Linked DNA regions of Homo sapiens: regions 2 and 3 are each linked to region 1. Evidence: chromatin contacts called from ENCODE Hi-C or POLR2A ChIA-PET data. All regions are on one chromosome and are shown on one strand. Each heading gives the region's core, a stretch centred on a gene start or an enhancer-like site at or near the end of the contact. The rest is flanking DNA. Distances are from core to core; before and after follow the strand shown.

Region 1 (3,714 bases), core at 590-3,089:
GCAGTTTAGGGTTCCACTGCTAACTAGTTGGGTGATTGTGGGTAAGTATCATCTCTTTTCTGGGCCTGCTTCCCCATTTAAAGGGGAAACCGTCCTTAACCAATGTTTCTATAAGTCCCTGAGTCTCTTCTTGAGATTTCTCGATGGGTCCTTTCTGCTACTATGTGGCATCCCAAATAGATACTCTCCCAGGTCCCCACCCCCATGAACTCAATTTTGCTCCACCTGGGTTACCATAGCATTGTCAAAGTTACACCCAGCTTCTCAGGTCCTGCACTGATAGGATGGTCACAGAGCAGAGAAACTGCTGTCTTTGGTCCTTGAGCATCTTCAAAGTCTCCTTGGTCAGCTATGCAAGTCCCTCCCCTTCTTAGAGGGCCTTTGGGCAGGGGTTGCCCTTGTACCTCAGTTTCTGGGTTAATGACAAAAACATCTTAGCTGTGCAAAGCAGCTTTTTCCCCATCCCCCTACCTCTCTCCTCCCCCCTCCCTCCTCTACGCCCCCTCCCTGTCCCTTGGGAAAAAAAAAATCAATTCTGAGTCACCAAACCCGTCTGACTCCATTTCCGGTTCTCAATGCACCCAGACCCTGACAATGGCCCCATCTTTGCCCACCCAGCATGGGGCAGCCCCAGGGTGGCCTGGGCTCCCACTTAGGTCTGCTCTCTGATGCCCATTAACAGATATGCTCCTTTCTAGGATGAGAAGATTGTTGACAATCTTATATAATATCCAGATTATGAGGGGTCGTGGGTTAGGCACGCAAGAGACAAGGGGCAGCTCCCACTCTAAGTCCGTTAAATGCAAGTGCGGGGAATGATGGATAGAACGAAACTGGGAGTCGGATGTCTCAGAGGAGAACAAGTGTCATTAGAGACCCCTCCGTGCAGTCTCCTCCTCCACCTCTTCTCACTTGCAAACTTCTTCAGGGGCGTGATGCCTGCTGTCACCCCGAAAGGCCACGAGGCCAGGTGCTCCCTGGGGCCCAGAAGACAAAGATCAGAAGAAGGGGCTGTAGGCCCGCTCACTAAGGCACTCAGGGGCCTAGAGAAGGTGAGAGTAAGAGCAGAGAGCCAAGAGGCAGGGCAAGAGGCCTGGGAAAGGACAGTGGGTTGGAGGCATGGATGGATGGACCGAAGGATGGAGGGAGGGAGGATAGATGGATGGACGGACGAACTAACGCGGAGAGGGCGGGGGTCTAAAAGCACTGCAGCTGCAGGCAAATGCCGAAAAGGAGCAGGAGGTGTGGGGCAAAAGGCGAAGGAACAAGGGGGGTGAGGAAGGGGGCACAGAAGTGGGGTGCGTGGGAAACACGTGGAGGACTGTTGCGGACAGGGAAAGCTGGAGGCAGGTGCAGGAGGGTCGCGAGCTGAGGGGCAGCAGGCAAGGAGAAAGATAAAGGCAAGCCTATATGGGGGCAGGTATTAGCGACTGGCAGAGGCAGAGGTTGGCAGGGTGGGCTGCGAGCGGTGAGCAGGCGCTAGGACCCGGAGGCGCGAAGGTGACGGAGCGGGCGGGCACTAGGACCCGGCGGGTCCTTTGTTTGGGGGGCCGGGGAGCCGGACGGCGGCTCCAGTCGGCGGCTCCCCTCAGCTGGCGGGGGCCCGGAAGGGGGGAGGGGAGATAGTGATGGGGTCCCCGGACTTTAGGGTGGCTTTACTCACCGTCAGCCGCGGGCAGGTCGGCCCGCTCCACCCACGAGCTCCAGCTCTGTCCCGCGAAGTCATCGAGACTCGGCACCCGCCGCTCCAGAGCGGCCATTGCTGCCGCCGCGCGTTCACGCACCGCCATCACCGCCGCGGACGCGCGCCCGCCCTGGCGCCGCCGCCGCGCGGCCCCCTCCCCCTCGCCCCGTCGCGGGCACGCCTCCCCTCCTCCCCACCTGCCTTTCCAGCGCAGTCTTTGCGCAAGCGCAACACAGGTTGCCTGTTCCCCGCGCCCCCCCCCCCCCCACCCACTCACAGCCTTCTGGGAAGTGTAGTCTTGGAGCGGATGCTATTGCCTACCGAGCTTGCAGCAAGAGTCCCTCCGAAATGCACAATTGCAGGGGGAAAAGAGAAGACCAAAGCTCCAGGACCTCCTCTTCTAACCCTTATGCACACATTATTTGTGCTACCAGTCCACTCTCCCAAGCTCACTGCATCTCTCCCCAGCCCCAAACCTCTCTGCCCAGACGCCCCTCTAAGCCGTGCGTCCGCCAGCTGGCTGGCGCCCCTTCCCGGGCTGGCGGCCACGAAGCGACTCCGCTCCCCTGTAGATCGAATAGGGTAGGTGCAGGGAGGTGGGCGCTGTGAATCAGAAGGGCAAGGGGAGGGAGTCTGTAGGAGGTGCTGAAGGACACAGGGGTGGTGTGGGGGAGGGCCTCGGCTCCCGTGTCGTGCCTCCTCTGTGGGAAACCCACGCTGCCCTGATGCAGAGCAGAGGGTTGGCGTGGCGTTGTCTGGATTTGAGAGGACCTGGCCAAGCTGACCAAGATCACCTGTCATGATGACAGGATGACAGAAGGCTGTCTCCGAGCCAGAGCCAGCCCCAGAACTGGGGTGGCCCCGAGGCAGCTGGTGTTTGCAGCATCTCTGCTGATCTGTCTCTCTTCTCTTGAGAACTGCGATCGATACCCTGTACAGCCTCTTCCCAAACCCTGGCTGGACCCTGACTCCATCCATCACTTTGCCTTCTTTTTCTAATGAATACTTTCTCTGCTGGAAGGGCTGCTTCTGAAGCCTCGGCATAGGGAGATTTCTCATCAGAGCTGTCATCTTCCTTGCTAAGGTCTGGAAAGTACCTTAATCATCCATTTCTTTCATCTTCTCAGCTGATAACATTTCTTCCCACCCTCACACAATCAGACAAAAGTCTGCCTACTCCATTTCCCGCCCCCCCCCCGCCGCCATCGCATTAAAAAAGTAATACTAATCCTTTTTCCTCCTCAACCTCTCACACCTCACCCCCGACGCTTGACCCTTTAGCTAAGGGGAAAACAAGTTGGGGAGCAAGACCTCAGATTTTCTTCTCCTTTTCATCCAGGGAAGGTGTAAGTACTTCAAGAATAATCTCTGAGGGCAGGGAATCTCAACCTGAGACCCACAGATGATCCCTAGGGCATCCAGGAATCAGGTAAAAATTAAATGTTCAATTGTACCCAAGGTATTTTTCTAGGGGATGTAAATGTAGTGTGTGACTCTCTGAAGAGGGATAGAGGTGCAAGTTTGTTCAACAAGAAGCTGATAGTTAAGAAAGTGAAGCATATGGCCCTCAACTCCTGACAGGAAGCCTGTTTGGGTCACAGATGGTAGGAGAACAAATGGAAACAGCTTTGTGGAAGCCACTATCTCTCACCTTTTGAGTTTGCTCCAGAATTGCTAATGAGTCCCAGTTACTTTGGTCTAATTGGGTGCCACCAAAAGAGGAGATGTCACTAGACCAGAGCCTGCTAGGAATAACTGCTCTCCTCTCTGCACCCCAAGCAACAGAGTCTGACTTTGTTGCTTGGGGTGCACAGTGGAAAGCAGTAGAATGATATCTTGGTGAAAGTCCTGATATTGGTTCAAGAACTTAAAGCAAGGGAGAGGAAGAAAAAATAAATCCCCGGAAGGACTCCAGTCTCAGATCCTTCATGGCAAGTACTTGCAGCACTGTTTATTCAAATATATAATAACAAGCACCAGAAAACAACATGCAACATTCTCCCCCCACCCCTGATCTGCAATCCCAGAAG
Region 2 (3,440 bases), core at 649-3,148, 350 kb after region 1:
AACATTTTATCTCTTTAATTTTCATATCCACCCAGAGATCCTTGACATCAAAGACTGTCTCGTCCCACCACCCAGCTCAGGGCCTGGCACTGCAGGATTTGTAGAATCAATGAACTCTATGGAGTAGATATGATTTCCCCCATTTTAAAAGTGAAGAAACCAGTTAAGAGATATTCAGTCATATGCCCCCAGTCACACAGCTGGTATATAAGCTACGGATTTAGGATTGAAACCCAAGCCTGCCTTTCTTCAAAGCTCTTGTACTTTCCATAAAGCTTAAACCAATGGTTCCCAAAGTGTGGTTTCAGGACCTGTGGGGGCAGCAGCAGCAGCAGTAGCCCCTGGAGACTTGTTAGAAATTTGAATTCTTGGAGCTGGGCACGGTGGCTCACACCTGTAATCCCAGCACTTTGGGAGGCCAGGGTGGGCGGATCGCAAGGCCAGGAGTTGGAGACCAGCCAGCCTGGTCATGTGGTGAAACCGTTTCTACTAAAAATACAAAAATTAGCCAGGTGTGGTGGCACGTGCCTGTAATCCTAGCTACTGGGGAGGCTGAGGCAGGAGAATCGCTTGAACCCAGGAGGTGGAAGTTGCAGTGAGCCGAGATCCCGCAACTTCACTCTAGCCTCGGGGACAGAGCGAGACTCCATCTCAAAAGAAAAAAAAAAGAAATTTGAATTCTTAGGCCTCTCTCACTGACCCATTGAATCAGAATCTCTGGAGTAGGCCTACCAATCTGGGTTTTAGAAAGCCCTCCAGGGGATGCTGATACCTACTGCAGTTTGGGAACCCTGCTCTAAACCAGGAAGCTGCCTGGGAAAAGGCAAGAGTAGGTGTGGAGTTAAAGATTAGCTTGGTCATTATTTTTTCTTTTGAGTCACCTGCGTAGTTGCCAGATTTCCAGAAATCTTACCTTGTCCTCCAACCATTATTGCCATTATTTATGCTGAAAAATTACATGATCCCATGATTTTTTTTAAAGAGAGGGAGGAGAGAGAGAAGACTGCCTGGAGGCAATTACTTAAATCCATTCTTTCTTCAAGTTTCTTTCCTCTGCTGGAAATGATGAGACCTCCTATGGGCAGCCCTGATGAGAATTCCCAAGTTCAGCTTCAGCCTTCCCACCTAGCAAGGAGAACTAGCTGTCCTCTCTAGGATAAGACTGGCAAGATGTTGTTAAAGCCTCCAGAGGGCTTCAAAGTTGTAATGACGAAGGTGAAACCAGCTCAGCTCCGCAGGGCTTTATCTACACAAGCAGGAAAGAAACGGCAAAAGCAGCAGGTGCAGCAGCCGCCTGAGCAGCCACGGTTTCTTATCAGTAGGCCAACGGGGCACTGCCATAAAAGCTGGCTGTTCACTGGACAGATGTTCTTTTTTATGTTACACAGAGGGCCAGGACTAAGCTTTGCAGGAATAACCTGGTTTTAGAGGAAGCTACTTTTCTTCTTGGGGGTCTTGGTGGCGGAAGAGAGCAGCCAGATGCCAGCCAGAGGGGAGAGGCCCACAGCCCTGTGAGGTCAAGAAGCCCACACCAGGGCTTCACCATTGGGCTCCACCTGGAGAACCTATGAGGCTTTGCAGAGTAAAATCTGAAAACACCCAAAGCTATGGCAATAGGAGGAAGCAGTGCCATTGAGTCGCCTTCAATGTTTCCTCCGGGAAACTGTGATATTGACCACTGTGAAAAGGAGAGGTGAGGCTGGCAGGAGTGGATTTGGAGAAAAGAACAGAATCTAAAGGAGAACACTCAAGCACAAGCCATTTGCCTAAGTTCACTTTCTCAGGTGGCTTCTGCTACAAGGAATAAAAGGAAGTGCTCCTTTATACAGTACTGAAAGTGTTAACAGCACTCCTCTGCCCCCTCCCACTTCCGCCCACCCATGACCAGGCACTGACAGTTCCCCTGGGCCAGGCTGGCGCAACATCACTGGGAACAGGAGTCCACATTAGCACCTCACACTTTGCCAAAGTAGAAATGGCCTGGATCCAAAAGTGAAATTTGGTGGAAGAAATTAAGACAGGATGCCATTCTCCCTAATTTTCAGGAAGGCCTCAGATGATCCTTCTGCTTTTTAGCAGGCACAGGAGGAAACAGGACAAATCTTGCCATTTCTTTATTTTTATGCCCACTGATAAACAAGCTATCTATTTCCTCCCACTCTAAGTAGTGCCAACTTCTATAATGGTTCATAGACAGTAATTAAACATATCCCCTGCTATTCCAATTTGAGACAAAAGAAAATTACCCTGGCCTAAAAAATAAGATAGATTCCACTTCTACTTCACACATATATGATGGAGAAATAATAATCATTGATCCCATAATAATCTCGGTAGATACTGGGAGATAATATCCGGAGATACTACAGTCTCAGTAACCATAGTAACTAATTGGTGAATCTCTCTGCAATGTCTTCCTCTAATGTTGCTTGTCTTTTCCATTCTCATGCCACAGACAGACCATCAGTACATCTTTCTGTTGCACCTGCCTGCTAAATGATTTTCCCATGTTTTTTTTCATGGGCTGTGAGCACTACATATTCTAATTTTTTTTTTTTTGGCTTCTACTTTGGCCACTAGAAAGCTCAGGGTCAAGTTTCCAGTCCATTTGCTTATATAGCATTCATATATTCATGTAATGATTCTTTCTGCATTTGTCATTCTAAGTTGTACTTTTTTTTCTTTGAGACAAGGTCTTGCTCTGTCACTCAGGCTGGAGTGCAGTGGTGCAATCAGAGCTCACCGCACCCTCAACCTCCCAGGCTCAAGGGAGCCTCCCACCTCAGCCTCCCAAGTTACTGGGACCACAGACATAAGCCACCATGCCTGGTTAATTTTTATATTTTTTGTAGAGACAGGGTTTTGCCATGTTGCCCGGGCTGGTCTTCAGCTCCTGGACTCAAGTGGTCCTCCTGCCTCGGCCTCACAAAATGCTGGGATTACAGGCATGAACCACCATACCTGATCCTAAGTTGTATTTTTTTCTGCCATAATTTTTATTTTATATTTAGATTTTACTATTTTGACGGAGGTATTTCCTAAAAACCGAAGTCCTTGTAGATAGGGGCACAATTAATTCATTAGTTAATTAAGACCATTCATGGTTTGATCCTTGCCTTCCTCTCCCACCTTATTTCTAACTGTGGTCTCCTTCCTTCTGTCTCTGCTCCTCCCATTACACTGGCCTTCCTTGGGTCCTTTGTACTCATCTCAGGGCCTTTGCCTGTGCTGATCCCTACCCTTGCATGGCTTATTACTTCTGGACATTCTTCAGGCCTCGCTCAGTTATCATTGTCTCAGAAGAGTTCCCTGAACTTTTGGCTTAAGTCAAATCCCCTAATATGTGCTCTCATTGCACCATGTACCTTTCTTTGTAGCACTGTCAAAGTTGTCATTTTATCCTTATATGATTTGATTAATATGTACCTCTCCCATTAGAC
Region 3 (3,675 bases), core at 254-2,753, 410 kb after region 1:
TGGGGTAATAACATTCCTAGAAACTTCAACGTACATTAAAAGTGTGGGAAAATGCTTTGTGTTTATTTTTTTAATTTTTATTTTTTGAGGTGGAGTCCCGCTCTGTCACCAGGCTGGAGTGCAGTGGCACAATCCCGGCTCACTGCAACCTCTGCCTCCCGGGTTCAAGCGATTCTCCTGCCTCAGCCTCCCGAGTAGCTGGGATTACAGGCGTGCGCCACTACGCCCAGCTAATTTTTGTACTTTTAATAGAGACGGGGTTTCATCATGTTGGCCAGGATGGTCTTGATCTCCTGACTTTGTGATCCGCCCACCTCGGCCTCCCAAAGTGCTGGGATTACAGGCGTGAGCCACTGCGCCCGGCCGCTTTGTGTTTATTAACAAAGATAGGTTCAACTCTCAGATAATTAGTTTTCACTCACCGAATGTTCAGCAGGACATTCAGAAATCGTGTGTATTACGGGATTTTCTTTATGTAGCATCATCTGTTACACTGTAGGGACATTTATATTATATCCCTAGCTCTGGCCTTCCGATGCCTGTGGTTTTGCCAGCCATTGTTCTGACCAAAAGCCTTCCCCGGTGGACACGGTGGCTCACACTTGTAATCCCAGCACTTTGGGAGGCAGAGCGGGGCAGATCGCTTGAGGCCATGAGTTCCAGACCAGCCTGGGCAATGTGGGGAAACCCCATCTCTACTAAAAATACAAAAATTAGCTGGGCATTGGTGGTGTGCGCCTGTAATCCCAGCTACTTGGAGGCTGAGGTGGGAGGATGGCTTGAGCCCAGCAGGTCTAGGCTGCAGTGAACCCTGATTGCGCCACTTCACTCCATCCCGGGGGACAGTGAGGTTGTGTCTCAAAAAAACAAAAATAAGGCCGGGCATGGTGGCGCACGCCTGTAATCCCAGCTACTCGGGAGGCTGAGGAAGGAGAATCACTTGAGCCCGGGAGGCAGAGGTTGCAGTGGGCCGGGATCGCGCCACTGCACACTTCAGCCTGGGCGACAGAGTGAGACTTCGTCTCAAAAAAAAAAAAAAAAAAAATCAAAAAACCTTCACAAAATTTTAAATGCTTAGTCTCGGGACACCATCTCTTGGAAATTTGTGATGAAGCACAGTATCCCCAATAATTAACACAGTGCTTAGAAACAGTGGAACTACAAATCTTTAAAATGATTTAAAAGCATATTTGTCTGATAAAGGACTGCTGGCTTGCCCTCCTATGATCCATAGCTTCGCAGTCCCCAAACAAGAAGCTGTGATTCAATACGCAGTAGCAAATTCAGGGTGACAACGAGATACTCGCGACCTAGCCCGTGATTTCCTTTTCTTTGTTAGTTTTCAATTCCTTCGGGATTACAGGGAGGCGCTCCGGCCTCCTCCCTTAGAGACTGTCGCATTTCCGCCGCTAGGCCGGAAAGCACCACCGTCCTCCCGCAGGCCGCAGAGGGCTAGGCCCAGCTACGGCCCCGCGCGTCACCGGAAGTGAGGCGGCGGAAGTAGTGTAACCAGCTGGGAGCCAGCCGGCAGGACGCTGTGAGTTGGCGTGCTAGTGGGATGGCAGATGAGGAAGAAGACCCCACGGTGAGTGACCGTCTCTGTCCAAAACCTGTCTTTTCTTCACTCCTTCGGGCTCAGTAGCGGAGGCAGAGTTCAGGATCGGGTCTGCTTGCCTTAGTGAATTCAGCGGACAGAGTTCGGGGACTTCACGCCCTAAGGATTGATCATTTTAGAAAGTGGGGAAGGACATGAAGGAAGAGTAGGTTTTGTGACCCCTTTCCCCTTGATTTTGGTCTGTATTTGCCAGACACTGAAACACGTACAGAATCATCAGAGATCAAAACTAACATCTATTAGCGCGCACTATGAGCCAACAGTTCAATTGTTAACAAAACTGTACTTACTGTGAAGTAATGGGAAAAGAATGCATTGAAAGTCAGACAGCCTGGATTTCAAAATTTCCATTCTCTCTGAGCAAGTTATTTAACTTTGAACATCAGTTTTCTTTTTATAAAATAGGGTTACGGGCTTACTTAAGGAACGTTTTTAGCACTGTATAAGCAAATGCATAGGAAATATTAGTTTTGCTTACTACAAAGTCTACAAAGGTAGACTTTGATTCAGTATCAACTGTTTAACAGTAACAGTAGTAATAGGCCACCTTAGTTGTTTAAAAATAAAACTTATGGTCATTGGAACTCTTACAAGTAGAAGCAGTAGGATTATTAGTTAGGAACATTGTAGAAGCCATTTTTGCATGAGTTGGAAGTTGGACTAGATACATAGGCTCCTTCAATGCTAAGGTTTCGTGGTTTTTTTTTTTGCTGCTTCCTTTGGCTTTCTGGCCTATCTGTTGAAAAGGAAAAAAAAATGTCATTATTAAAATATCAAATGCAAGGCAATTATTTGACATTTCTATATATACATTTTAACTTCTAGTTTGAGGAAGAAAATGAAGAAATTGGAGGAGGTGCAGAAGGTGGACAGGGTAAAAGAAAGAGACTTTTTTCTAAAGAATGTAAGTAGTATTTGACAATGATTTTGTTATAGATGATGAAAACTTTTGGACATGTCCTTTCAAAGTAGCTTTATTGCTTTGAATGTTTCCCTGTAGGGATAATATTCTCAGACTAGCCTATCAAATTCTGTTTAACTTTTGAATCAGATAGTACCAATCCTAACCCCAATTGTGTGTGTGTGTATAAATTGCTTTTTTTTTTTTTTTGAGACGGAGTCTCGCTCTGTCGCCCAGGCTGGAGTGCAGTGGCGCAATCTCTGCTCACTGCAAGCTCCGCCTCCCGGGTTCATGCCATTCTCCTGCCTCAGCCTCCTGAGTAGCTGGGACTACTGGCGCCGGCCACCACGCCCACCTAATTTTTTTTGTGTGTTTTTATTTTGCTTTATTTTATTTTTTTAATTTTTTTAGTATTTATTGATCATTCTTGGGTGTTTCTCAGAGAGGGGTATTTGGCGGGGTCATAGGACAATAGTGGAGAGAAGGTCAGCAGATAAACATGTGAACAAGGGTCTCTGGTTTTCCTAGGCAGAGGACCCTGCGGCCTTCCTCAGTGTTTTGTGTCCCTGGGTACTTGAGATTAGGGAGTGGTGATGACTCTTAACGAGCATGCTGCCTTCAAGCATCTGTTTAACAAAGCACATCTTGCACCGCCCTTAATCCATTTAACCCTGAGGGGACACAGCACATGTTTCAGAGAGCACGGGGTTGGGGGTAAGGTTATAGATTAATAGCATCCCAAGGCAGAAGAATTTTTCTTAGTACAGAACAAAATGGAGTCTCCTATGTCTACTTCTTTCTACACAGACACAGTAACAATCTGATCTCTCTTTCTTTTCCCCACATTTCCCCGTTTTCTATTCGACAAAACCGCCATCGTCATCATGGCCCGTTCTCAATGAACTGTTGGGTACACCTCCCAGACAGGGTGGCGGCAGGGCAGAGGGGCTCCTTACTTCCCAGATGCGGGCGGCCTGGCGGAGGCGCTCCTCAGTTCCCAGACGGGGTCGTGGCCGGGCAGAGGCGCTCCTCACCTCCCAGACGGGGTGGCGGCCGGGCAGCGGTGCTCCTCACCTCCCAGACGGAGTAGCGGCCGAGCAGAGGCGCTCCTCACATCCCAGACGGGGCGGCCGGGCAGAGGTGCTTCCCCACATCCCAG

What was found. Hi-C counts contacts between places; a loop is a spot of excess contacts on that map. ChIA-PET counts read pairs that join two places held with the same protein, here RNA polymerase II (POLR2A). Pooled maps may share reads with other maps.
Region 2: a pooled map shows a loop between it and region 1 (3-fold over the local background). The contact joins the enhancer-like site here to the promoter of ATXN7L2 in region 1. A Hi-C loop is called at or near these places in 1 of 50 pooled maps. POLR2A ChIA-PET finds 5 or more read pairs at or near these places in 3 of 52 experiments (A549, Caco-2 and Panc1).
Region 3: a loop to region 1 is called in a pooled map, with 6 times the contacts of the local background. The contact joins the promoter of TAF13 here to the promoter of ATXN7L2 in region 1. A Hi-C loop is called at or near these places in 1 of 37 single-sample maps with no recorded cell type and 9 of 50 pooled maps. POLR2A ChIA-PET finds 5 or more read pairs at or near these places in 3 of 52 experiments (A673, B cell and OCI-LY7).

What each region holds. Positions count from the first base shown.
Region 1 is chr1:109,482,030-109,485,743 of GRCh38, reverse strand. It overlaps ATXN7L2 (ataxin 7 like 2), which reads right to left and starts at 1,839. Exons shown (of 11, transcript NM_001350175.2): 1 at 1,664-1,839. The coding sequence starts at 1,790. SYPL2 (synaptophysin like 2) reads right to left here. Exons shown (of 6, transcript NM_001040709.2): 6 at 3,610-3,714. RefSeq lists enhancers at 1,130-1,749, 1,750-2,367 and a silencer at 1,767-1,936.
Region 2 is chr1:109,132,475-109,135,914 of GRCh38, reverse strand. All of the region lies in intron 1 of ELAPOR1 (endosome-lysosome associated apoptosis and autophagy regulator 1), which reads right to left. Among named protein-coding and RNA genes, the nearest start is that of ELAPOR1, 20 kb to the right of the region's middle. Within about 2 kb of position 1,898, at least 14 of the 41 ENCODE cell types and tissues checked have a DNase peak (open chromatin) inside an H3K27ac peak, as active enhancers do.
Region 3 is chr1:109,073,831-109,077,505 of GRCh38, reverse strand. It overlaps TAF13 (TATA-box binding protein associated factor 13), which reads left to right and starts at 1,503. Exons shown (of 4, transcript NM_005645.4): 1 at 1,503-1,585; 2 at 2,441-2,519. The coding sequence starts at 1,559. RefSeq lists enhancers at 1,246-1,495, 1,596-1,655, 2,260-3,246.